3 separate regions of the Mus musculus genome follow, and regions 2 and 3 are each linked to region 1. A link is a loop called in an ENCODE intact Hi-C map of the cell type or tissue named here. Cell type or tissue: heart. All regions are shown on one strand.

Evidence for each region. Hi-C counts contacts between places; a loop is a spot of excess contacts. Peaks named below come from ENCODE experiments on the same cell type or tissue, not always from the same donor. Only the 100,000 strongest peaks of a DNase experiment are listed, where the experiment ranks them.
Region 2: a loop joins it to region 1, with 2.1 times the contacts of the local background. A loop is called at or near these places in 4 of 42 quality-filtered maps.
Region 3: it touches region 1 in a loop (4-fold over the local background); 2 of 42 quality-filtered maps call a loop at or near these places.

The regions. Positions count from the first base shown.
Region 1 is chr5:65,398,510-65,406,509 of GRCm38, reverse strand. Lias (lipoic acid synthetase) reads right to left here. Exons shown (of 11, transcript NM_024471.5): 7 at 6,535-6,663; 8 at 3,754-3,899; 9 at 2,272-2,342; 10 at 1,069-1,180. Among named protein-coding and RNA genes, the nearest start is that of Lias, 11 kb to the right of the region's middle. In heart, a CTCF peak has its summit at 4,673 (motif pointing left); a DNase peak (open chromatin) is centred at 4,649.
Region 2 is chr5:65,489,057-65,497,056 of GRCm38, reverse strand. Smim14 (small integral membrane protein 14) reads left to right here and starts at 4,174. Exons shown (of 5, transcript NM_133697.4): 1 at 4,174-4,321. In heart, a CTCF peak has its summit at 4,546; DNase peaks (open chromatin) are centred at 4,156, 4,526, 4,936 and 7,046; H3K4me3 peaks cover 2,497 bases; H3K27ac peaks cover 2,527 bases.
Region 3 is chr5:65,935,156-65,943,155 of GRCm38, reverse strand. It overlaps a transcript of Chrna9 not described here. Among named protein-coding and RNA genes, the nearest start is that of 4930480C01Rik, 12 kb to the left of the region's middle. In heart, a CTCF peak has its summit at 4,927 (motif pointing right); a DNase peak (open chromatin) is centred at 4,945; H3K27ac peaks cover 626 bases.

The DNA of each region.
Region 1 (8,000 bases):
TATCTGTGATTCAGATCTCAGTGCACACAGAAATCCCTTAGATGACCATTAATAAATTAACATATTTTGTACATATCCTAAACACCTAGTTTACCAATCCCAATGGATGACCCTAGTTAACGAACGGGAGGAACAGCTTCCTCTTCATCCTCCCAAATGCTGGCCCCGCAGCCTGACTACCCGGCTTCTTTCCTACTCTCTTCCTGTGCTGCTGAGAACTGAACCTGGCGCCTAAAGCATGCTTGGATGAGCTCTATCACTGAAGTACATTCCTAGCTCCAAATGAGTTTTTAACCCCTTGGAAAATGTCTATACTTTCAAAATGAGCTCAGTCAGCTTACCAAAGCAAGAGCTACATATCAAAAGTAAAAAATAGGGGCTGCAGAGATGGCTCAGTGGTTAAGAGCACTGACTGATCTTCCAGAGGTCCTGAGTTCAAATCCCAGCAACCACATGGTGGCTCACAACCATCTGTAACGGGATCTGATGCCTTCTTCTGGTCTGAAGACAGTGACAATGTACTTACTTACATGAGATAAGTAAATAAGTCTTAAAAAAAAGTAAAAAATAAGTTAGTAAAACCACTAGAAAGTTGTTTAGGGATAAAATGATTTCAGTTTTCCCTTTTATGTCTAGGGGATCAACAAGGAGATTAACTGTGCAAGAAGCAATGCTTTTGATGCACATGGAGATGCAGCAGGCACCACTGTCAAATGAAAACTGTATCACATGGGCTATGCTCTGTTTCTGGGAGATCCGCTACTGAAAGTCACACATGGAATAACCAACTACGCGAATGGTGTGTGTTCTTGTCATATGGCTGAGATATCGAGAACAGCGAGGATGTGTATGAGAAACAAATGAAGCTAAAGAGAAGCCTTTTAGTATGACCCTGTGGAGCAAAGCTATGAGAGACCTTCTAGGAAAGGAAGACCTCTTTTTAATCCCCCTGGTAAGAGACAACCACAGCCATTGTAACTTGCTTTAGAGCGTTGGCTGGAGCTTTGGGATGGGCACGGCTGTGGGAGTTAATGGACTGAACAGAGCCACCCCCTGCAGTCAGCTTACCTGCTTTATATGAAGATCGCACCAAAGGACCACTTGCCGTATAGAGAAATCCAAGTTCATTCCCTACTTTTTCCCAGTATTTGAACTTCTCAGGAGTAACATATTCTTCAACCTTGATGTAAATAATCACTTTAGACCAGACTCCAGAATTCTTAGTGATTTTGATTCTATATAAGTCTATACCCATGTAGTACCCAGACCCCCACCTTTGTTGGATTATGTGTTGGGTTCTATTAGAGCATAACCACAGAGGAATTAGAGAGGAAGGAGAACACTTTTACTACATTAGCTTTTCCAAAGGGTAAAGAAAACAAGAATATAGAGCATTTATATTTGTTCTTCATTTATTAACAGTAGAAGCCAGAACTGGTTGTGCCTATAAGAGTCTGTATGTGTGTGCACATATGCATGTGTGTGCATGCACACTTTTGTCGGTGCTCACGCACATGTGTACAGGCCAGAGACAACCTTGGAAGCCGCTCCTCGGGTACTCCTCACCTTCTTTTGCTACAAGGCCCCCCAGTGGCTTGGGACTCTAAGTAGATCAGGCTGGCCGGCAAGTGAGCCCCAGGAATCTACCTGTTTTCGTCTCCCCTGTGCTGGGAGTATAAGCATACTCCACCATTCCTGACTTAAGGGGGAAAAAGTGTGTTCTGGGACCTGACCTCAGTCTGCAAGCACGTTAATGTCACTCCAAGACCTCGTATAAGTTGCCTGAGGAGAGACCAACTCAGCTTGTATGTTATGTTTAGCACTAATCCTGGCATATTTTACTTTTCTTTGTTTGGCAGTATAGGGGTTGACCCTGGGCCTCACACATGCTAGGCTCTACCACGGAACCACAGCCCGAGCTCACTACAGCACACGATACTACTCCACACAATAGTCTCCAGTAAATAAACGCTCCATCATAGAAACAGAAAACTGCCTTCCTTCTCTTAAGTCAGCTTTGTCTCTCAGGCAACTGTAACCAAGTCACAGGACCACCAAATGCAGGAAGTACTATCTCCCACCTCTCAACTCTCGGACAGTTTGTGTAACAGTAAGTACCAGCGTTGCTGCTCTATGCAGCAATAAGACGGAAACTTCTACAAACACACAGACATTATCCTACAAAGCTAATGGTTTCTAATTTCTACCTGTGGACAATAAAGACTTACTTCAAATTACTAAGAAAATATTTGGCAACTCAGACATTTGTACCTTAAGGTGGCGCTTCGTTGGCTGCATGTACTGCCCTAGAGTTAAACAGTCCACGTCGGCCGCACGGAGAGCTGAAAGGGGAAAAAGCAAAGCTTCCACTTAGCAGGCGTTCAGTTACAATTACAGGTGTACTGTAAGGGGGACTTGCATGCTGTGGGTTGTCACAGTTATAGGCAATACAAGATGGGAGAAACCCATTCATTCAAAAACATCGAGCCATGGATTCCAATGAGAATTGGAAACACAGCAATGATTACCACAGGAGTGTGAAACTGGGAGACAGGGAAAATATAAGGCTGGACCTGGTGGCGCAAGAGGTTCAGAGGGGGGAAAAAAAAAACAGATAAGTGCATTTAATGGTATCAAATAAAAGCTAAAATAGGAGGAGAGGATTTGGAGCAGGAAGTCTGTTAGGCATAAAAGGCGAAGGGAGAGGACTCTTGAGAAGCCACGGCCAAGCCTGACAATCCTTTACTGTCTCTCTTAATCCCCATACTTAAGCCTTCATTCAAATATTTTTTTCTTTTTCTTTTTCTTTTCTTTTTTATTGATGGCTGGAGAGACAGCCATGGTTGCTAGGAACTGAACTCTTATTTTCTTGGCTGTGAGCCTAGCCTTTTTTCCAGGGGGTGGGGGATTCTTTTTGTTTATTTGTTTTGGTTTTTCGAGACAGGGTTACTCTGTGTAGCCCTGGCTGTCCTGGAACTCACTTTGTAGACCAGGCTGGCCTCGAACTCAGAAATCCGCCTGCCTCTGCCTCTCGAGTGCTGGGATTAAAGGTGTGCGCCACCACGCCCGGCGTGAGCCTAGCCTTAACAGCTGAGCCATCTCATGAGCCCTAAAGTGTTTTCTTAACAACTCCAACTCTACCTGAATGGAAAGAAAAGGCAAAGGAACTACGGTTCTGGGGCAAAAGCATTTATCTGAGCCAAACATGCTGTACTAGGACTTTCCTCGGTGAGCAGGATGTGTTCTCAGAGTGTGGCTTAGCCTCTGGCATACCAGAGTCCTTCTCTGTTGGTTGTACTTGGTAGGCAAGTGCCTACCTCTAAGCTATAGCCATGGCTTCAGCATCTTCCTTACCCACCAATGCCTGGTACCTAACTGCCTCTCAAACCATCTGGAGGCAGAAAGAGAAGAGCGGATGAAATCCTGTTTTCACTGAACAGGTGAAGATGAAGAGGGCTAAATGCACACATTCCATGACCTAGGAAGGCTCCCTTCCCGCACATATTGCCGTTTGTGCCCATGTCCTTTCTGGTTCTGAACATGGAGGCAAGGGTGCTCCCACCGCCTGCACCTGCAGCAGGTGGACATGCAGGCAGCGGTGCTCCTACTGGCCTGCACCTGCAGCAGGTGCTCTGTTCTCAGGGCCATCGGCACTGATGACCATGGAGGAGGCATAAGCTAACAGTCTCTTTAGAATGGAGCTCCTGCTACCACTCAGGGAAATGGGGAGGGTTTTGTTTTCAGCTTCTTTACCTTTCAGTGTGGCATAGACTTGCTCGTCTGTCTCACCAAGGCCCAGCATTATCGATGTTTTGGAAACAACATCAGGCTGGACCTCCTTGGCATGTCTCAGTACACGAAGAGACTGGTCAAAATTGGCCCGGGGATCACGAACTTTCCTGGAAAACAGGGTGGCTCTCAGTGACAAAACAAGTTCAACCAACTGCACTGTTGTGCAAGCAGCTGGAAGCTCAGAAAGCACATTCTAGAAGAAGCTGCTTAGCCTTTCACAGGGTGCCTCAGACCATCAGAAACGCCAGTGTTTACATGACTATTCATAACAGTAGCAAAACCACACTGTGTGACAGCCACAAAGACTATAGTATAGCCAGTGGTCCCCACAACACGAGGGACTGTATTAAAGGGTCTCAGCATTAGGGAGGTTGAGAGCCACTGCTCTAGAGTATACGGTTCACTGAGCATATGTGTTAGTGGTACATCTGTGCACAAAGTTTATTAACATGGAAAAGAAAACCGCTCTTCCCCGGGCTTCCTGGGTCTGTCAACTCTTTAGGCCTCCCAAGTCTTGAGACAGCGAAAACCAGACTAGAAATCACTTGGTTGCCGGGCGTGGTGGCGCACGCCTTTAATCCCAGCACTTGGGAGGCAGAGACAGGAGAATGTCTGAGTTCCAGGCCAGCCTGGTCTACAAAGTGAGTTCCAGGACAGCCAGGGCTATACAGAGAAACCCTGTCTCGAAAAGAAAAAAAAAAATCACTTGGTTTATACATTGAGAAATTAGAATTCTGAAACTCAAAATTATAATGACCTCTAGCAAGAAAAGAAACCTGGCAGAAGACAAGACAAACCTCCAAGGAGGGAACATCCACTTTGAAACTTTTATGAGCATGTCTTTCCTGCAGGTTGGCCTGCCCTCTACTGGCAAGTAATAGCACTGCAGGCTCAGAGGAAAAGCATTCTGGGATTTTCACTGGCTGGATAAGGTTTCTAAGTGAAACCAGGGAGACTGGCACCCACTGCTGGCGATATGGCCACAGGGTTGGAACAGGCTGGGTGCTACCCTTCAACAGTGGCCAAAGCACTATGGCTTAAATGAGAAGAAAGGCAACGGGCTGGCAGAAACTCAGGTAAGATCAGCACTTGGCTGAATTCTAATGCAGCCTTGTGTGCTGGATTTTTGTTTGTTTGTTTTAATTTAAATAAAAGGCAGAGGTTTGAAGAGATGGGTCAGTAGTTCAGAAAACTGGCTGCTATTCCAGAGGATTCAGGTTCAAGTTCCAGTACCACAAGGGGCTAACAACTAGTCCCAGGGGACTGACATCATCCTCTGGCCTCTGGCTTCCAGAGGCTCTGCATGTGCACAATACACAGGCAACACACCCATATACAAGGAAAAAGCCAACAACCAATAAGCTGTCTTTGACTTGTACATAGATGTCTGTGTCCTTGCACACATGCACACATTCACACATACAAATGCAAGTTAAAACACAGCAATTTAAAAATGTTATAAAACTGACAGTATAGAAAACTGATACTTTCTGAGACAGTAATGCTATCCATGTTGTTGGCCTTGAACTTGCAACCCTCTCCCCTCAACCTCATGACTTGTACATGGGTGTACATGTGTGCTGGGCTAGGATGGCAGCGGGGTGCACTTAGCAAGATACCGTGTGTGTGTGTGTGTGTGTGTGTGTGTGTGTGTGTGTGTGTGTGTGTATGCGCGCGTGCATGTGTGCAAACACTCACAATGGTACCTGTGGACACCAAGGACAGCTTTGCTGAAATTAGTTCTCTTCCACCACGTGGGCTCCAGGGATTGAACTCATGTCATCTGGCTCACCAACACACAGCTCACCCACTGAGTCCTTTAGTCAGCCCAGAATCATTTCTGACAAAATATTTCTCCTCTGGATTAACGCTGTGCTCTGGAATGCTTACAATCCAGGAGTAATGTGCTTGGTACCATTCACTGTAACTTCTTGTAGATTTGAGACACAGAACAGTGAAGAGTAGCTAATTAAATCACAGCCAAATCCACAATAAAGTTAAAGGAAAATATTAATCTGTCTGCAGCTAAAATACTCTTAATTTTTCTGAAATCTGAATATACTCTTTATGTAGAATAACAGTTCTTCATAATTCCTAACAACTAAGATTAATAGGAAGACTAGAGCATACTAGTGTTTTGTGTGCATGTATGTGGGGGGGGTGATTGTTTTGGGGTTTGTTTTGAGACAGGCATGTATGTAGCTGTCTGGCCTTGAATTGTAGGATAGGCTGGCCTTAAACTCAAGAAACCCACCTGCTTCTGCCTCCTGTGTGCTGGGATTAAAGGCGTACAGTATCACTCTGGGCTTTTTTTTAAAGAAAAGGTATATATAGCCCAGGCTGGTTCCCAAACTTTTGATCTCCTGCCTCAGTCTTCTAAGCTCTGGGATAATAGGGCAGTGTCACCGACAGCTACCCTGTCTACTTTTTAGAAGATTTAACACAGTGATTTTTCTGTTATATCATTTTCCATTTCATAAGTATTCTGTGGGGGAAAAACACAATTCAATGCACGTGCAGTGATGCTGCCTTCAGAGATGCCCGGAACTCTGCACAAGCACGTGTGCTCTTAGTTCCTGAGCAATCTCTCTAGCCCTTGGCCACTCACTCTTGGCAGCATTCCTGATTTTCTACTAATTTGTGAAGCAAGAACTGAATGAAAGGAGCAGAAGAAGCGGGGACAGGAAGGAGCAGCTGTGAGGTGGGAGGTCACAGCACTGGGACCCACTGACGGGCAGTCACCTCTGTAACTCGGGGACAGTCTCCACATTGTGTGCATACACATCTAATCCAGACAGAGCCACCTTCTCCACTGCTCTCAGATCACCTCGGAAGTCTGGGGTGAGGCATTCCACGAGGATTTTTGGATTCCTAGGAGGAAAGGTAAGCATTAAACTGAGGACAAGAGCTGGCAGGTCTGTCACCCACACAGACCGTCACCATTGGCTGCAGTACTTCCGCAACCCTTGGACCTTGTAAGGAAGGCTCGGACACAGAAAGGCCCTAGGTGAGCCACTCCATGAAAACCCTCAGAAGAGTGCAGTGTATGCACACCATGACCAGGATGTCTACCTGCAGACACAACAGTAGAAACTGACCTTTAATCCCAATTGGAGCAGATGATTAAAAAACAAAATCACTTAAAGGAACCAAAATATAAAACATAATTACTATCCTTATTATTTTCCTGTTTGGAAAGCAGATTGGGATGTCTCTTCTGTGGTCACAATGCCACCTTCTTCAACTTTGCTCTCCTCAGTAATTCATCAGACACCGTCCCCCTCACCGCCCCTAGGCAAACCTCACCACGCTCTCAGCTTTAAAAGCTGTTTCTGAGTTTGCTGAATCATGAGTTTTATTTTTTGTTTTTTCAATGAATTACCAACCAAACATTAATCTTCTGGTTTCCATGGTGGCTGTGTTTATCCAGTGAAGCTCTGTACTATGAACTAGGTCACGGAGCTGTTTGCAAACCCAAAGGCAGCGTGCAGCTGCTCCCTGAGAATATAGGAAAGACTACACGTCTCCTTGGGAACGGAAGATGCTCAAAGATCACAGTGTGTGACTCTGAAACTGACTTTTTCAAAATCCCACATGACATGCATTAGTGGCTTGTGAAAGAAATTTTATGAACTGAAAAATACAAAATATATTTTTGAACCGTAACAAAACAAACAAACAAACAAAACCCCTGGGGTATAAGTGGAAAACTATGTGTTATCTCACTAGACCCTACACTAGCACCAGGTTCCAGAAACGATTTAGCTCCTTTTGTCTTTAGAGCCAGAGTCTCACTGTGTAGCCCTGGCTGGCCTGGAGTTTGCTATGTAGACCAGGCTGGCCTTAAACTCAAGAGATCTTCCTGTCTCTGCTCTTGAACTCTGGGATTAAAGGCATGTGCCACCAATCTATTAAACTTTGTTCCTTTTTAATGTTTTTTAAATGAATGGGATTTAAAAAAATTTTTTTAACGTAGACTGTGAATAAAATTGGCAGGTAAGAGAGATAAAGATGAAAACTGTCCAGACACGTATTTTACAATGATGGTGTTTATCTCATATGACTTTAGGCTTTTTATTCTTCTAGAGATATATTTATTTCCACTTTCTGTGTGTTTTACCTGCACGTGTGTGTCTATGCATTCAGTGTATGCCCAGTGCCCACAGGGGCCAGAAGTGGGTGCTGGATCCCCTGTGCAGTTAGGATGG
Region 2 (8,000 bases), 91 kb before region 1:
ATATCCCTGCCTTAAGTTTCTACAGCTGCTGGGATTACAGGTCTGTGTCATTAGGCCCTGCTGCTGGACTCTTGTTTTCTCTACCTGGGCCTCTTCATAGAGCTGATGTTAAAGAGTGACAGCCCCCTCCAAACAGGTAATCTAAAAGAAGGGGTACAGGGAAGCTCCAATGAGCATATTTATGAGTTACCCCCAGAAGCCACATTTTAGCACTATCCTACTGATCCAACAAACCCTGAGGTAACAGGACACTCCAGAGGTAAGAATCACTGACGTTCATGTTGGCGGCGACCTAGGATCCCAACATCTTTTCTTTTTTCTTTTTCTTTTTTTTTTTTTTTTGTTTTGCTTTTGAGACAGGGTCTCTCTGTAGTCCTGGCTGTCCTGAAACTCACTCTGTAGACCAGGCTGGCCTCGAACTCAGAAATCTGCCTGCCTCTGCCTCCCGAGTGCTGGGATTACAGGCATGTGCCACCACTGCCGGGCCCAACATCTTTTCTTGTAACTTACTTTATAAAGCAAGTACTGAGGACATACAGTGGACTATGCCCCCCCTCTGCCCCCACCAGGCCTGCTCTCCCAAGGATTCTCCTTACTACTTCCTAATAAAACTGCCCCCCACACATTTTTTTAACTTATAAATTTCATCTTTTATTTGATCCCCTCTTTCAAAAAGAAATCATTCAATCAAAAAGAAAATGGAGTCAAGATAGGGGGGCTCCATAGTGTCCCTATCTTGGGGGGAAAACTATTCAAATCTATATCTATAAAATTTCATTCAAAATATGTGCCAGGCAATGGTGGCCCATGCCTTTATCCCCACAGACAGGTAGATCTCTTTGAGTTAGAGGCCAATCTAGTCTCCAGAGTGAGTTGCAGCACAGCTGGAACTACACCCTGTCTCAATTCCGCCCCCGAAAAAAGAAAAAAGGGGGGTCCCTGCTGGTGTCATATAGGAAAGTGAACCCCTCAAAAAGAAGAAAATGAAATCCTGGTGCAGACTGGCTTTGTCAACCTGGGTCAGATTTTAGAAGGTAACTCATTGCCAGCATAGTTAAAAGCACAATAGAATTTGGGAAAAGGTTTCCAGGCAGCAATCAGTCCAATCAGCCCAAATCCAGGTGCACAATAAAGATTAAGATAGAAACTCTTTACAAGGTACCTGTGACCATCAGTGTGTGTGTGTGTGGGGGGGGGGGTGAGGGGTGGGGCGTTCTATAGCTAAAAGACCTAGACTCTAGTGTGGTCTCTGACAGCATAGAGGTCAACAGGCCAGGAGACATCTAAACTAAGAATAAGTAGAGTCTAGGGAGGGAAGCACCTGAGGTAATCATTCTTGGGAATTAGGGTGAGGTCTGCCCCTACTGATAGCAAAAAGGTCACCAGGTCATTAACTAACAACATCCACTTTCAGCTTTGGGGATGGAATTCGGGTATTTGATTTTATCTCCTCTGTTGGGAAGACACAAGTGTTAACATTCCTGGTTCTCCTGGTGCTGTGTGAGTACAAGGACCTCATGTCTCCAAAAGAAGCACAAATATAATGAAAATATGTTGTATTTTAACACTAGTAATGGTGTAAAATTCTGAGCCCAAAAATGCTCTTGAAACTATGGAACTGAAAGGGCAGAATTAGGAATTATACCTCAATAAGGATGTTAAAATACAAAAGAATTCTTAGAAAATTAATTTTCAGTAAATCTGAAATGAATTAGACAACATACATATGCTTAGGTAAAAGAAAAATGAGATAGACGAATATGGTGTCACCTGAAGAAAACAAGATATGTAAAAATAAACAAATATTTTTGTAAAATATTCTTGCATAAGGCAGCAGTGATAACAGCGTAATGTTTGTAACCTATCAAGAGTTGAAGTAAACATTTCTGGGCATGGCAGTGCAAGCCTTTAACCCCAGCCCCTGAAGGCAGAAGCTGGTAGATCTACGTTCCAGGCCACCCTGGTCTACAGAATGAGTCCCAGAACAGGCAGGGCTTCAGAGAGAAACCTTGTCTCAGAAAAAGAAAGAAATGTCAAGAGCATCCAATAGGATGGGAACAATTACAAATGCCATCTTGGGCCCTAGAAAGATGGCTCAGAGTTTGAAAGCAGTGGCTGCTCTTCTAGAGGACCTGGTTTCAATTTCCAGCCCCCACATGGCAGCTCAGCACTGTCTTGTGGCTCCAGTTCCAGGGGGATCCGACACTCTCACACAGACATACATGCAGTCAAAACCAATGCACATAGAAGTAAAAATAAGTTACATATATGTGTATGAAATGCTGTCTTCATAAAGTGCTAGTATTACATGAAAAAGGATAGTGTCACTTGGTTGATGTAGAATCTCTGAAAATATTTCATGCAGACGTCAAAGAAAATAGGTGACTTTAAGGAATAAAGTAAAAATAACGCATACAAGTGGATTACAAGCTGGGAAGTCAGGTTCGTGGTGTATTTGTTTGGCAAGTGGTCGAGACAGGGTTTCTCTGTGTAGCCCTGGCTGTCCTGGAACTCACTTTGTAGACCAGGTTGGCCTCCAACTCAGAAATCTGCCTTGTCTCTGCCTCCCAAGTGCTGGGATTAAAGGCGTGCACCACCACCGCTTTTTGTTTTGTTTTGTTTTTTCAAGACAGGGCTTCTCTGTGTAGCCCTGGCTCTCCTGGAACTCTATGGACCAGGGAGCCTTAAACTCAAGAGTTCCACAGACCTTCCCTTCCTCGTGCTGGGATTAAGGGGATGTGCCATCACTTCCCGGAGCAGTTTTGTTTTTCTCAGCTCAGCCACTGAGAATCATGAAGGTTTCTTTCCTCTGTTTTAAATATGGGATGTTTCTTCATTGAAATTTTGTAGTTACAGTGTGTACCAGGGAAGACAGAGCTCCCCTGCTTGTTTTCGCTGGTCGGGTTTTGTTTTCTTTTCTAACTTGTAACCTTACCAAAGAAAGCAGGCCATACCTCAGTAGAACACGGATTGTGAACCATGTAGCCAAAGACAGACTGTGCAGCACTGTTTTAAAGGGTTTTGTTTTTCTTTTTTTGTTGTCAGATTGTTAAACTATTAGGGAAGAAAATGAAATTCCAAGTGGATGTTTTCTGCCGTTCACTATTTTTTGTCCAGACTTTAGATTCTCAGGATAATTTTTTTCTTGTACTTTCTTATAAAAATATGCTTAGTTTCGTCCAGAGTTCCTCGAGGTCATTGGATACATCTGTAGAATTACGGCTGCCACAGCTGCTTCCAGAGGTGCTCTTTTTGCTTATCAGGCTCCACACTTCAATTTGCTGGTATTTCCCGTCCTTTCTTACATGGGAATTAAGCTGTCTTTGGATTGTTGAAATACTGCTTCCTAACTTCCAAGCCCAAGAATGGTGTGCTGCTACCTCCTTTGGCCACATTCCCTCCTCCACTAGGAGGGCAAACCCATGGCTAGGCTCCCCTCACTTTTAAAAACAAAAAACAAAAAAACCCAGACATATTCTATGCTGCACTGGCTGGGCTCAAATTCACATACTCCCACCCACTCCCCCAGGGTTTCTCAATGCAGCCCTGGCTGTCCTGCAACTCGCTCTGCAAACCAGCCTGTCTCTGCTTCTGCTGTTGAGCCATCACATCCGGCTTCTAACATCTCTCTTTTAAGGTTAAGGTTGAACTTAATTTAGGTCTGTTTTCCAATCCAAAATCCGAACGTCATCAGGATCACTCATCCCTCCCCACCTCCCAGCTGACATGCTTCTGTAATCTTCGAGTTCCGATTTTCACGCGTGCCTGATGATGAACTCCCACCGCCACCTCTGCAGGTAGACCGGGTCTCAGCAGTCATCAATTTGTGCGCGCGCCCCTCCGCCTAAGTATGACTAAACACCGCCGTGGACAGAAGCCATTCCCTCGACAAACAGACAGACACGTCAGATGATCATGACCACGGAAGACAGCACGGAGGCGACGTGGGACAACTTAACAGCCGGGTTGCCCTTCCTTCTCGGTGGAGCAACCCCACCCCGCCACACCGGAACTGCCTCCCCCACGCCGGGCGCGCCCACGCACGTCAGCGCCGGAGCTGCGGGAGCCGCCCCCCTCCGACGCAGGTGGCCCGCGCGACACGCGCATGCTCCCTAGGTAGGGTCACGAGCGGCTCCGGGTGCTACAATCTGTTGCGCCGCCCTCGGGGAGCCCGCAGATCCGGGTCTCGTGGCTAAGAGTGACGTGGTCTATCGAATCCAAACAGAGGGGAGGAGGCCGGCGGCCAGCAGCATCGGCAGCGACAGCGGCGTCCGGAACGCTCCCGGCCGCCACCCTCCCCGCCCGCCGCTGTTTTGGGCGGGTGAGTGTCCCGTCCCCCCCTCTCTCCCCGGCCCACCGCCCTCCTCGGCGACCCTCTTGGCGTCGCCACTTCTGTGGCCGCGCGCACCCGGGGACCGCTGCGGCGGAGCGGGCGCCTTTGGCTGGGCGCTGCACCCGGGGAGCCCGCAGCCGCTGGCCCGGCAGCCTGCAGCTGGGCTGCACAGGCACCCGCAGTCCGGGTGCTTTCACTTTTAGGGCCCCATAGGCGGCGCGGGCGTGCAGGGGGTTAGGGACAGTCACCCCGAAGGCCGGGCGGTGGCGTTTGCCTGGTGGGTTCGATGAAGTCACCCGGACGGGGCCCTTTTGTTGTGGTGTGTTGGTAGCTGCCATCCTAAAAGCCAGAGCTCTTCTTTAGCCTCCATTGTGTTGCGGATTTAAAGGATTCCCCTTTTCTGTTGGTTCAGTTCTGTTGGTTCAGTACGTGGAGCCGGGGCTGACAATGGAGCAGGTAGCAGCACCGTTATCGGAAGGAATGCAGGGCAACAGCCTGGCAATGGTTTGAGATCCGTGTCGCTGCTTAAAGCCGAAGTTTTCCGAAGTGGCTGCTTAAACGTTAGGATTTTAGCCAAGATGATACTTGCTAACTGTAGCGAGGCGGCAGGATGCTTTTAGTTGCCCCAGTTGGAAAAGCCGAGGATGCGGCCTTAGTAATGGAGTGCCCTGGGTTTACAGCTGGAGCGCCTGATGAGCTTCAGGAAGCATTTATACCTGCATGTGTGGAAGACACCCTCCCGATTTTGTGTTGTGGTGTCACTTGGCAGCTATCCGTACCAGAATTGGGAAAAACCTACAGTTTACCAAGGGTTCTAGTCTGGAAACGCTCGCTGCCCTGTGTCTGCTGTGGAGGTTAGGGGAAGCAGCTGCGTGCTCCTGCTTCAGGTGACTCCCTGCTCGCGCAGATTCCTTCAGTGTAGCCGCCCACCCTTTTGCCCTCCGCACTCAGACCAGAAAACCAAGCCTGGATGTTCCATCGTGTTTTCGAAAAGGGACATTTCCCCCTCTCCAAGATACTTATAGTGTTTCTGTGGAAAGCAGCAGGAAGGAACGAGGAAACAGATTGATTGCTGTCCATCAAATCTGGGAAGAAGTCTTAGGAATTTAGACCCCTATCTTTGAAGGGTGTGCCCTTGGGCAGTAACGGACCTCGTATCAAATCTTTTCCTCCTGTGTAGATCATGGATTTTCCCTCTTTTTTTTCTCCCATACTTGGAATCTTGATGATATAGACAAAGGAGAATTTTCTTTTTGCACTTCCCCCTTTTCAGATTTTTTTAAAAAACCCTCACCCTTTTTACTATTCTAAAACAATATTTTTTGTTTTGTGAGATGTTTTTGTAGTGATTGGAGGAGATGTTTATAGAAGTACATGAGGAGGAAAGAATGATAATCGCGTCTCTCCTCTTGCCGGAATGTTAGTTCATATCCTTCAAGATGCTTTTGCAATTGCTTTACAAAAATATGGTATCATACTACATTTGTTATTTACTTATTTATTTTATTTAATGTTAATGGGTATTTTGCCTATATGTATGTTTGTGCACCTTGTGCATTCCTGGGTGCTCAAGGAGGTGGTGGATCCTTGGGATTGAAGTTACAGAGGATTATGAGTGGCTGTGTTGCTGGGAACCAAACCCAGGTCCTCTGGAAGAGTAGTTAGTGCTGTAATCTCAGAGCCACCCCTCGCTGTGGCTTTACATACCGGTACTTTTTTGAGTTATGTATGTATGTATGTATGTATGTACGTATGTATTTGCAGCTATGGCCTATGGACCTTTTAGGGTGAAATTCCACCATGTTGGAAAAGCAGTAGTTATTAAAGCCATGGTGTGGAAAGTTTTCCCCCTATGTCTCTTGGTGATACTGTGAGATTTAGTAAAACAGACACCGAATGGCGTGTAGGCTTACTTGGCTTGTTAAACAATCCAGGCAGCAAGTGCAATGTGGAATGTTACTGAAGTTTTTTGTATCTAATGACTTCACAGGGAAGTTTAGGTTTAACCCTTAGTTATACTGTATTCCACATGCAGGCACCTGTTACCATCCCAGTCCATAAGAGTCTGGAGGAATCTATTTTGCTGCATAGCATACTTAATTACTGTATTAGCTTTGGGGTTTAGGTATGTGCCATCTATTACACATTTTTTGTTGTTTGGTTTTTAACCACTGACTCCAAAGGAGCCTATCCAGAAATGAAATGCCCTCTAAACCCCAACTTCAAAGGCTAAGTATGGTGAAGTAGCCTAAGTCTGCTAATGCCACTTTGGGCTGATGTCTCATAAGCTTCCCTAAGACCTGTAAGTCTCTTTTGTCGTTCATCATCTCCTAAGTAATTCCAGATGGCAAGTACTCTCTGTCACATGGTTTTTTTCTTTAATTTTTACAAATCTTTACAATTTATTTTTTTGTGTATGTCTATATCTAATGTGTATGTGAGTGTGTGTGCGCACATGCCAGAAAAGGGTACTGGATTCCCTAGTGCTAGATCTAAAGTAGTTACGAGTTTATGATCCACCAGGCAAGGGTACTAGGAACCAAACTGGGGTCCTCTCAACAAGAAGCAAGTGCTCTTAATGACTGAGCCATCTCTCCAGCCTTTAATTAAAAGAGATTACAGCACTCAGTGTGCACTCCTTTTCCATCCCTGGTGCTACCGCCCTTGCTAGACTACCACAGTCTCTTATGTGGTCAACTGAAGTAATTTCCTGGCCTGTCTCCAACTTTGGCTACTTACTTACGGTGCATTCCTCATATCACAGCCTAAGAGTTTCCTCAAATTTTAGTTTAAGTGCTCGCACACTCACTTGGGTGTGCTCTCTCTCTCTCTCTCTCTCTCTCTCTCTCTCTCTCTCACACACACACACACTCACACACACACACACACACACACACACACACACACACACACACACACTTACTTGATTGAAAGGCTCCCATTCAGGATAAAACCCTGGCCTGGCCTGGTGACAGAAACCTTTAATTCCCAGCACTCCTGTGAGGCAGAGGCAAGCAGGTGTCGTTAAGTTGGAGGTCAGCCTTTGAATATCAGGTTTGTTAGGTACTTCCTACCTAGTCCTGTACGCTGGAGCTGGTGTATTCTTGGTTTTCATCTCTTTCTCTTATGTCTGAATCTACTAGCATTTGAACAACTGCCTGAAGGCCTTTGCTCTTCCTGTACCCCGGGGCTCCAGTATTCTCCAAGTCTGCCTTGGCCAGTTCATTTCTGTCATTCAAGTTGCAGTTCAGATGTTGGCTTTTTAAAGAAATCACCTCATTTCTCTATTCTTCTTACCTTACTCACAGCCTTTACCACTAGCTGGATTGCCTTAGTTTAATTGTTTTATGCGTCTTACGCTGGCAGTTCTTCAGAAAGGCCTAATAGGAACGCTGTGCCTGTTGCCGGATGGATGAACTTGTGGACGCTTCTGTGTTCCTCCTCCTCAGGCCTGTTCTTTTCTCAGAAAACGAATTTTCAGCAGCTTCTTGTAGAACAGCCTTAGATCTGTTTAATGATCTTTGGTGTGTGTGCCATCATTCACCTTTAGACCTGTGGAACCTTGGAGAAGTGGGTTTCCCAGCATCCGCGTCCTTCTCAACCCACTTTTGCTTGGTGCTGCAAATTGAACCCAGCCCTCTGTCCGTGGTAGGTAAGCACCTTCCCA
Region 3 (8,000 bases), 540 kb before region 1:
GATGATTGCAGATGGGGGTTTTCTCAGTCCTGGCACATTTGCCAATTAGCACTTCGCATTCTACTGTAATCAGGATTCCTCCCGTCCCCTTAAACTTAGTCGCAGTCGGAATGCTCAAGGGGGTTCCGATGCTGGGACCACAAGCCACCGCTGTCTTCAAGTATTTTGCTACCAGGTTGTGCCATGTTTGACTGGTAAGCTCTTCACAACAGCTTTTGGGTACTTGCTTTTAATTGTTCTAAAACTTCCATCCCAAAAACAAACAACAACAACAAAAAAAATGGGCGCACCCATTTTTGGTTTTTTGTTTGTTTTTTGGTTTTTCGAGACAGGGTTTCTCTGTATAGCCTTGGCTGTCCTGGAACTCACTTTGTAAACCAGGCTGACCTCGAACTCAGAAATCCGCCTGCCTCTGCCTCCCGAGTGCTGGAATTAAAGGCGTGCGCCACCACGCCCGGCTGGGCGCACCCATTTTTAGCTCTGGTTTCAGGGAGCTCTCTGGAAGCATTGGCGTGCTTCCTTTGGAGATGAGAAAGGACAGGCTAGAAATCTCTATTTAAAAGGCTCTAAGGGAGGAAACACAGTGCTTTTGTATGCAATTACTGAATCTGCTTGAGGGCCAGGCAGGTGCACCCAGCCGCAGCACCGAGGAAGAGAGAGGGCTAGACACACTGGCCAATGGTGAATGAACACCACAGACGCCCAGCCTTACCAGCTGGATCAGAACCCAGCTCTTCCCACTCAAAGTAGTGTGGCTTCATCTGAAGTGGCTGTGTCTCCTTTCCCATTTATACACCAAGGATACCCATGGTGCTGCTGTCTGACCGCATGGAATGGCTCAATGAGTTCGTACAAGTAGAGGATTCAAGCCACTGTTGGACACTCAGCAAGCTCTCCCAGTGCCGCTGGTCATGCAGGAAGCATGTCATCTATTCTAAGAATGCTTTCCGTTTCAACTCTATTCCTCCCCCACACCTTCTTGTTTCCCCCATGACATCTTGACAACATTTCACAATATGCATATCTTCAAAACCTTACTTCATCCAGGTCAAGAGTGACCCACTGCTGCCTTGGCCTCGTCTCCTTAGGCTTCAAACTCCTCACCAAGTGTGTCCCGATTTTTTCGAGGCCCAAGCATCAGGAAACTGGCAGCTAGTCCAGTGCCTGCAGTAGAGTGGACAGCATGGACTTGGGCTCCAGGCAGTAATAAGCTGTGCCATGCCTTTCCTGTGTGACCTGAAGAAAGGCACTGAGATTCTGGGTCAGTCACCTGATCTGTAGAGTGGCAGTAATAGTAACCATGAGATTAAATTAAAAAAAAAAATACAGTGAGTATAACACACAAGGATACAGGGAATATCATGAGTTTGAGGACAACCTGGGCTACTCTGGGCCAACCTGGGCCAACTTTCAAACAATTTGTGCTGGCTAGCTTTATGCCAACTTGACACAAGTTAGAGTTTTTTGTTGTTGGTCTGTTTGTTTATTTGTTTTGGTTTTTCGAGACAGGGTTTCTCTGTGTAGCCCTGGCTGTCCTGGAACTCACTTTGTATACCAGGCTGGCCTTGAACCCAGAAATCTGCCTGCCTCTGCCTCCCAAGTGCTGGGATTAAAGGTGTTCGCCACCATGCCCGGCTGTAAGGCATCTTCTTAATTAGTAATTGATAAGGGAGGGCCCAATCCATTGTGGGTAGTGCCATCCCTGGGCTGGAGGTCCTGGGTGCTATAACAAAGCAGGCTGAGCAAGCTATGGGAGGCAAGCCAGTAAGCAGCCCTCCTCCTCCACGGCCTCTGCATCACCTCCTGCCTCCAGCTTCCTGCCCTGCTTGAGTCCCTGCCCTCAATGCTTTTGATGATGAACGGTTTTATGGAACTGTGAGTTAAATAAACCCTTTCCTCCCCAAGCTGCTTTGGTCATGGTGTTTCATCACAGCAATAGTAACCCAAACTGAGACATAATTGCATAAAATGATAAGAAAGAAGAAAAAGCATATCTGAAAAGTGCCTGGCACCTAGTGAACCCCCAGTAAATGCAACAAAGTGACCATCTAGAATTGAATGTAGTGGTGTGTCAGAGGGCTGGGCCCTGGTCAAAGCAGGCTGACATAGAGAATCCAAATTACTTATCAAGCAGGAGGAGGTCAAACACTGGGCAGCCCCCAGGAAGGAAACTGCTGTCACTTGCTTGAAGTCAGATAGGATTTTATCAGCCTTCCTGATAAATTTTGCCTTGTTCCAGAACATTCTAGGTTCCTTTCCCCTTTAATCAGGCCTAGTCTTCTTGACCCTGAGGTATATCCCACTGGAAGAGAGGTGTCATCCAGCTGTGTCTGTCTGCATCGAATGACTGCCATCCTTGTCACTCAGCTATCCTCTGTGTCACAGAGAGGAAAAAAGGCAGCATCTCATAGCCATAGCGACCATCCACCAATAGGTCCATGCACCAACTTTAGGAAGCACGCACAATGGCTATTATTTGCAGCCTAGCCATTTCTTAGAAGTCCAGTGGCTGGCAGGGTTGTGTTCAAGGAAGTTGGGCAACTTTGGCAGGTAAAGCTTTTCTCGCCTTGGTGAGATAGCTGTTTTGGCTACTCTGAGGAACGGAGTGGCTGAAAGGAGTTCTAAAAGGCTCCCTCCCCATGTGGTTAATCCAGGATCCTTGAGATTCCCCACTTCCTCAAGGTTGAGGAGCACATGGCGGGTACCCTCTTCATCATCTGGTTGCAGATGCTTGCTGGCTCCGTGGTCGGAGATCAAAGATCACAGCCACGACCAAGGGACATAAACAGAGATTTTTGCAATCACGAGGGTTTTATCAGTTGCACACTGTCTGTTTCAAAAGGTCTATGATAAAATAAAGAGGATGCCCTGGTCAAGGACCCCATGTCTAACCAGCTCCTGCAGGAAGGCAAGGAGAGCCTCCGGAGACATCAAGTAAAAGGATAACCAAGAACATAAATCCCTCATCTGGTCTTAAGCATCCATAGCCTTAACATTCACAAGAGAAGGAAAGCAGACAGAGCAGTCCCTCCTACCTGTAGGTGACACTCCCCCCTCCCCCCCAGTGGAACGCTGAAACACAGAGAGTTCTTCCAGAGAACCTGGTTCCCAGTCCCCACATTGGGTGGTTCACTACTGCCTGTAACCCCAGCACCAGGAAACATGATACCCTCTTCTGAAGTCTGCAGTCCACACATTCACATGCACAATACCCATGCATACACACACACACACACACACACACACACACACACACATGTATATATATATATATATATATATATATATATATATATATATATATATATATATAATGAGTAATTTATAATCAAGTACAAAAGAAAGTAACAGGCTGGGCAGTGGTGGCGCATGCCTTTAATCCCAACACTTGGGAGGCAGAGGCAGGTGAATTTCTGAGTTCGAGGCCAGCCTGGTCTACAAAGTGAGTTCCAGAACAGCCAGGGCTACACAGAGAAACCTTGTCTCAAAAAACAAAAAACAAACAAACAAAAAAAAAAAAGGAAAGAAAAAAGAAATTAACAATAATAATGGTAGTAAAATAGAACAGTTGTGACAATCCACTGCAATTAAAGTTATAAAATACAGTTTCTTTCTAGGAACAAACAGTTCTTGTCATTCTGTGACAAGGTTTCACTTTACAGCCCCCCTACCTCAGCCACCTAAGTACTGAGATTAGAGGAGTGAGCCACCAAGCCCTGATTACTGAATTGCAGTTTGTATTCACTCTTCTTCCAGCAATGTGAGAGGATACAGAGCCTAAAGATGAAATTAGCATAGCTTTAGGCTAGTGTGGGAGAGATACTTAAATGCATGTACCACGGGATGTGGGCGGTTGATCTGACAAAGAGATGGCTACTATGTATCCAGTGGGCAGGGACCATACAGAATTGATACACTGGACAAAGGAGCAATTCCCCTCCTGGGTGGCAGGCCAGCAGGAGATTTTATTATGCTACTAAGAACAGTGTCAATTTGAAATTTGTGAATTGTTTATCTCTAATTTTTTCATTCAATATGTTTTTCATCTTTTATTCATTATTGAAAAATTTACTTACATATACAACGGATATTGCCCATATCTACCCCCACATAGAAAGGTAGAACGACCCCAGTGATGTACCTGGAGTTACCACCCCTACCTTTGGCTGCCTATATTTGTATGAGCAAAAACTACATTTTTTAAACTTTTTATAAAACCAGTAATTTCAGCTTTTCATTTTCAAGTAAAATAAAATCAATCTCATACCAAAAAAAAAGTAAAACTTTTTTTGAAATTTTCTTCCAGAATTACCACGAAAGAAATAAAAAGATTTCATCCCTAAAAGCTTGATTCCTTCTTAAAGAGGAGGGCCATTGGGCACAGTGGCGCACGCCTTTAATCCCAGCACTCAGGAGGCAAAGGCGGGTGGATCTCTGTGAGTTTGAGGCTAGCCTGCATTTCACTTCCTCTGACTTTTGTTTATTGACATGGTCTCATGGTCTCACTTTAGACAAAGCTTGGCCTAGAACGCATTATGTAGCCAAGTAGCCTTGAGTTTAGCGCAATCCCTCTGCCTCAGTCTCCGAAATGCTGGGGTTATAGGCATGCACTGCTAAGCCAGACTTTACTTGCTTTGTTAAATCATTAAAACAAATGTTTACTCTTTAGAACAAACGCTCTCCAGGAAAGCTCTCTCGCTGGTTCTTTACTCCTGAGCATCTCAGCATTCTCTGCCAGTTTATAAGAACTTAGGGAGAACTGGGGGACCTTTAGGTATGCTGCAGAGAAAGTGACACTTTGAAGGCTGTAGGCCAAGCCTCAGTGGGACCACTGTGGATGGGAAAAGAAGAGGCAAGAGAGGGCCAGGAAGGGTGGTGGCACACAGGTTCTCTCTAACCTCCTCTCAAGATGCAGGAATCACCCATGACCAGCAGAGGGCAGCAGGAGATGACCGTCCAGGGTTCCTCATAGGCACATGACTTCAGGTCTCAGTATAGACTCAGGTCTCCTGGGTTTCTGTGTCCAACGTCATATTGCCCAAGACTTTGTCAAAATGGAGTCACTTCCTGAAAAAAGGAGGCTGGTTCTACTGTTTTTACGTGCTGGTCTTAGACATTCCTTCTCTCGAATCTACTTTTTGTCATAGCTACAACATGTCCAATGTTTTCTTAAAGTTCTCTTGTGCTAATCACTAAGATCTTTGAAATTTTGACTGATATTTTATTATCATTTATATATATATATATATATAGCGGATATGTACTGATAATTGATAATGTTATCGATAATTTAAAATTGATAATGATTTGTATGTGTCATTTACATGTCACTGATATGTAAATATCACTGATATGTGACCATTTATACATGCATAGAACCTCTCAGTAGAAAATCAAATTGCTTCAGCTAGTGAATTACTCTCTTAAATCCTCTTTGGCCCAGTGCAGAAGACAACATCACCATCTCCGTTTTCTAGACAGGAAAATGACATTCAAACAAGTTAGATAGATTTCAGGAGACTTTTCACAAAAGCTGGCATTGCAACTGGTTGACCTGCAGAATTACTTCGACCCAAGACAGGAGGCAGAGGGGAGCCCCCAGCCTTTCAGGTCAGAGGGAAGTGGCTCTGACTCCCACCCCTGCTAGAACAATTCCTCCCCTTCAGCTGAGCTCTCTCTGCTTCTTCCTTTTCTTCCTCTTCTGTCGCTGAAGAAGAATGTCTGTCTCCCTAAACCTGAATGCTCCCGAATGCATTCCTCATGAGTCAAGGCTGCAAATTCCAGGACAGAAATAAAAGCCGGGGGCGGGGGGGACCATCATTGAAATGCCCAGAGGGTCACAATGCACCTGTCGGAAACAACCCAGAGGGAAGCTGGCAATCTGAACTGGAGTGCGTGCTATGTGTCCAAGTGACTTCTCATCTCTAAGAATAATGGTGACAGGTGCCGGGGTAAGAGAAACCCTAAACTCTGCCACTTGCTGGCTGTGTGACCTTGGGTGAGCTGTCTCCACTCTTAACTTCCCCATCTGTGGGAGAACAGCCGTCTTGTCGCAGCAACCCATGTATCATAACAATTAATACAGGATCTATAAGCTAGTGTAAAATGTCCTTTAAAAATTATATGGGGTGGAATGGAGGCATGTGCACATGTCACAGAGGCAGGGCCATCGGATCACCTGGAACTTGAGTCACATTACAGGTGGTTCTGAGTCACCTGGTGTAGGCACTAGAAACAGAACTCATGCCCCATGCAAGAGCAGTCTGTGTCAGCCTTCATAGCCAGCCCCCCAGTGTTTTCTAAACTACTGTGAAAGCAAAAGGAACATTCATTTTAAGAATCCAGTCAACTTCGGGTAAATCACAATAGCTGGTAAATAGTGCCTTTTCTACTTGCAGATTTCACCTGAAGGTTGTTTTCTTTTTGCTTTTGTTTTTGTTTGTTTTGTTTGGTTTTGTTGATAAGGTGAAAGACTCATTCCAAAGACAAGAAGAAATGCTGAACTGCAGTATCCCTGACCCAAACTCCTATTTCAGACCCCGATTCCCCATTCGCTAACATGCGTAAGAGTTGGGGGACTACAGGAAGAAGAAGCCAGAGGGATGGATACGCTTGGTTCACATATATTCCCCTTCCTCCCAAGCATTGCTGGGTCCCAGCACTAGAGAGGAGAGGCATCAGCCACAACATTGAGGGGCTACACTCCCGCTTTCATCCACTCCATTCGGGCACTCAGGGAGACTTGCATCTTGTCATTCACTTTCTGGCCTCCATGTGATAGTACCCCATCATTTTTCTAAGCCCCCATCTACCATACAGCCATGTTATCATGAGCAACGTGGCTACCACTCTACTACCTACATTGGACGCCACAATTTGGAGTAAGAAATGGGACGTGATCAGGGAAACAAAACATCTTGAGCCACAGGTCATTTCTAAAACCTTGTGTGCAATGGAATCAGCTACAGGAAGCCTTCTGAGTACCCGGTATTGAACGGGCAAGGTGACTCAGTGGTTAAAGGGCACTGGCTGCTTTTCCAGGATTCAGTTCTGAGCACCCATGTGGAAGCTCACAAACATCTGTAACTCCAGTCCCAGGAGATCTAATACCTTTTTCTGGCATCCATGGGCACTGGGCACAGACATGTGTAGATATACATGCAGGCAAAACACTCATACACATAAAAGAGTTTTTAAAAAGGAAAGGAAGAGAAAAGAAAACCAGATACCTTCTGTCATAGCCACTAGCAACTCCTGTAATGCCTGCCTTGTCTTTAGGGCCGTCTTGTCCAACACAAGGACAGACTCCATCAGGGTCCCAGGCGCCCCTGGAGTACTTGCTGCATCATTTCCCAGCTAATACCTTCCTTACTCAAAGAGTTTATCCAATCTTCCCAGACTCCCTCTGCAGAAAGAGCTTAATCCTTTGGGGTGTGTGTAGGGGAGGGTTGTTGCTCTATCAGCATCCAAATGCAGGGCCCTGGGTTCTCCTGCTCACTCCTAGCCAGGCTGCAGCAGCAGTAGGCACACCTCACACAACTGCTGTGTTTCCACCATACCATCTAGCTCCTCAGGGTAGTTATGGGGGAGTCTAGAGCTGTGAGATGAGATGTGGCAGAAAGGGGAAGAAAGAATGCTAAATGCTATGTTAGTGGCTACCTGGAGTCCAACAGAGCTGGAGTTTAGCTCATCTGAAGAGCTGGTCATTGGCTTGGAACGGGATTGTTCTGATGAACTTAGGAGCTATTTCATCACTAAACGAAAAGAAAGAGGTAAAAGGTAAGAGATGCCCACAGCAGAACTGAGGAAAAGGGAAGTTGACAGAGTTTCTCTCTATTTGATGGCACCCAGTGTCTCCAATCCCTGCTTTGAGGATTAGTGTTTCCTTTGTCCCTTTGGCGTGTTATGAATGTGTGTCGGCCCCGTTTATAGAAAAGAACGGCCTGGATGAGTCAGTATGACATTGCCAAGACCATTTAAACACACTTACCTGGGGATAC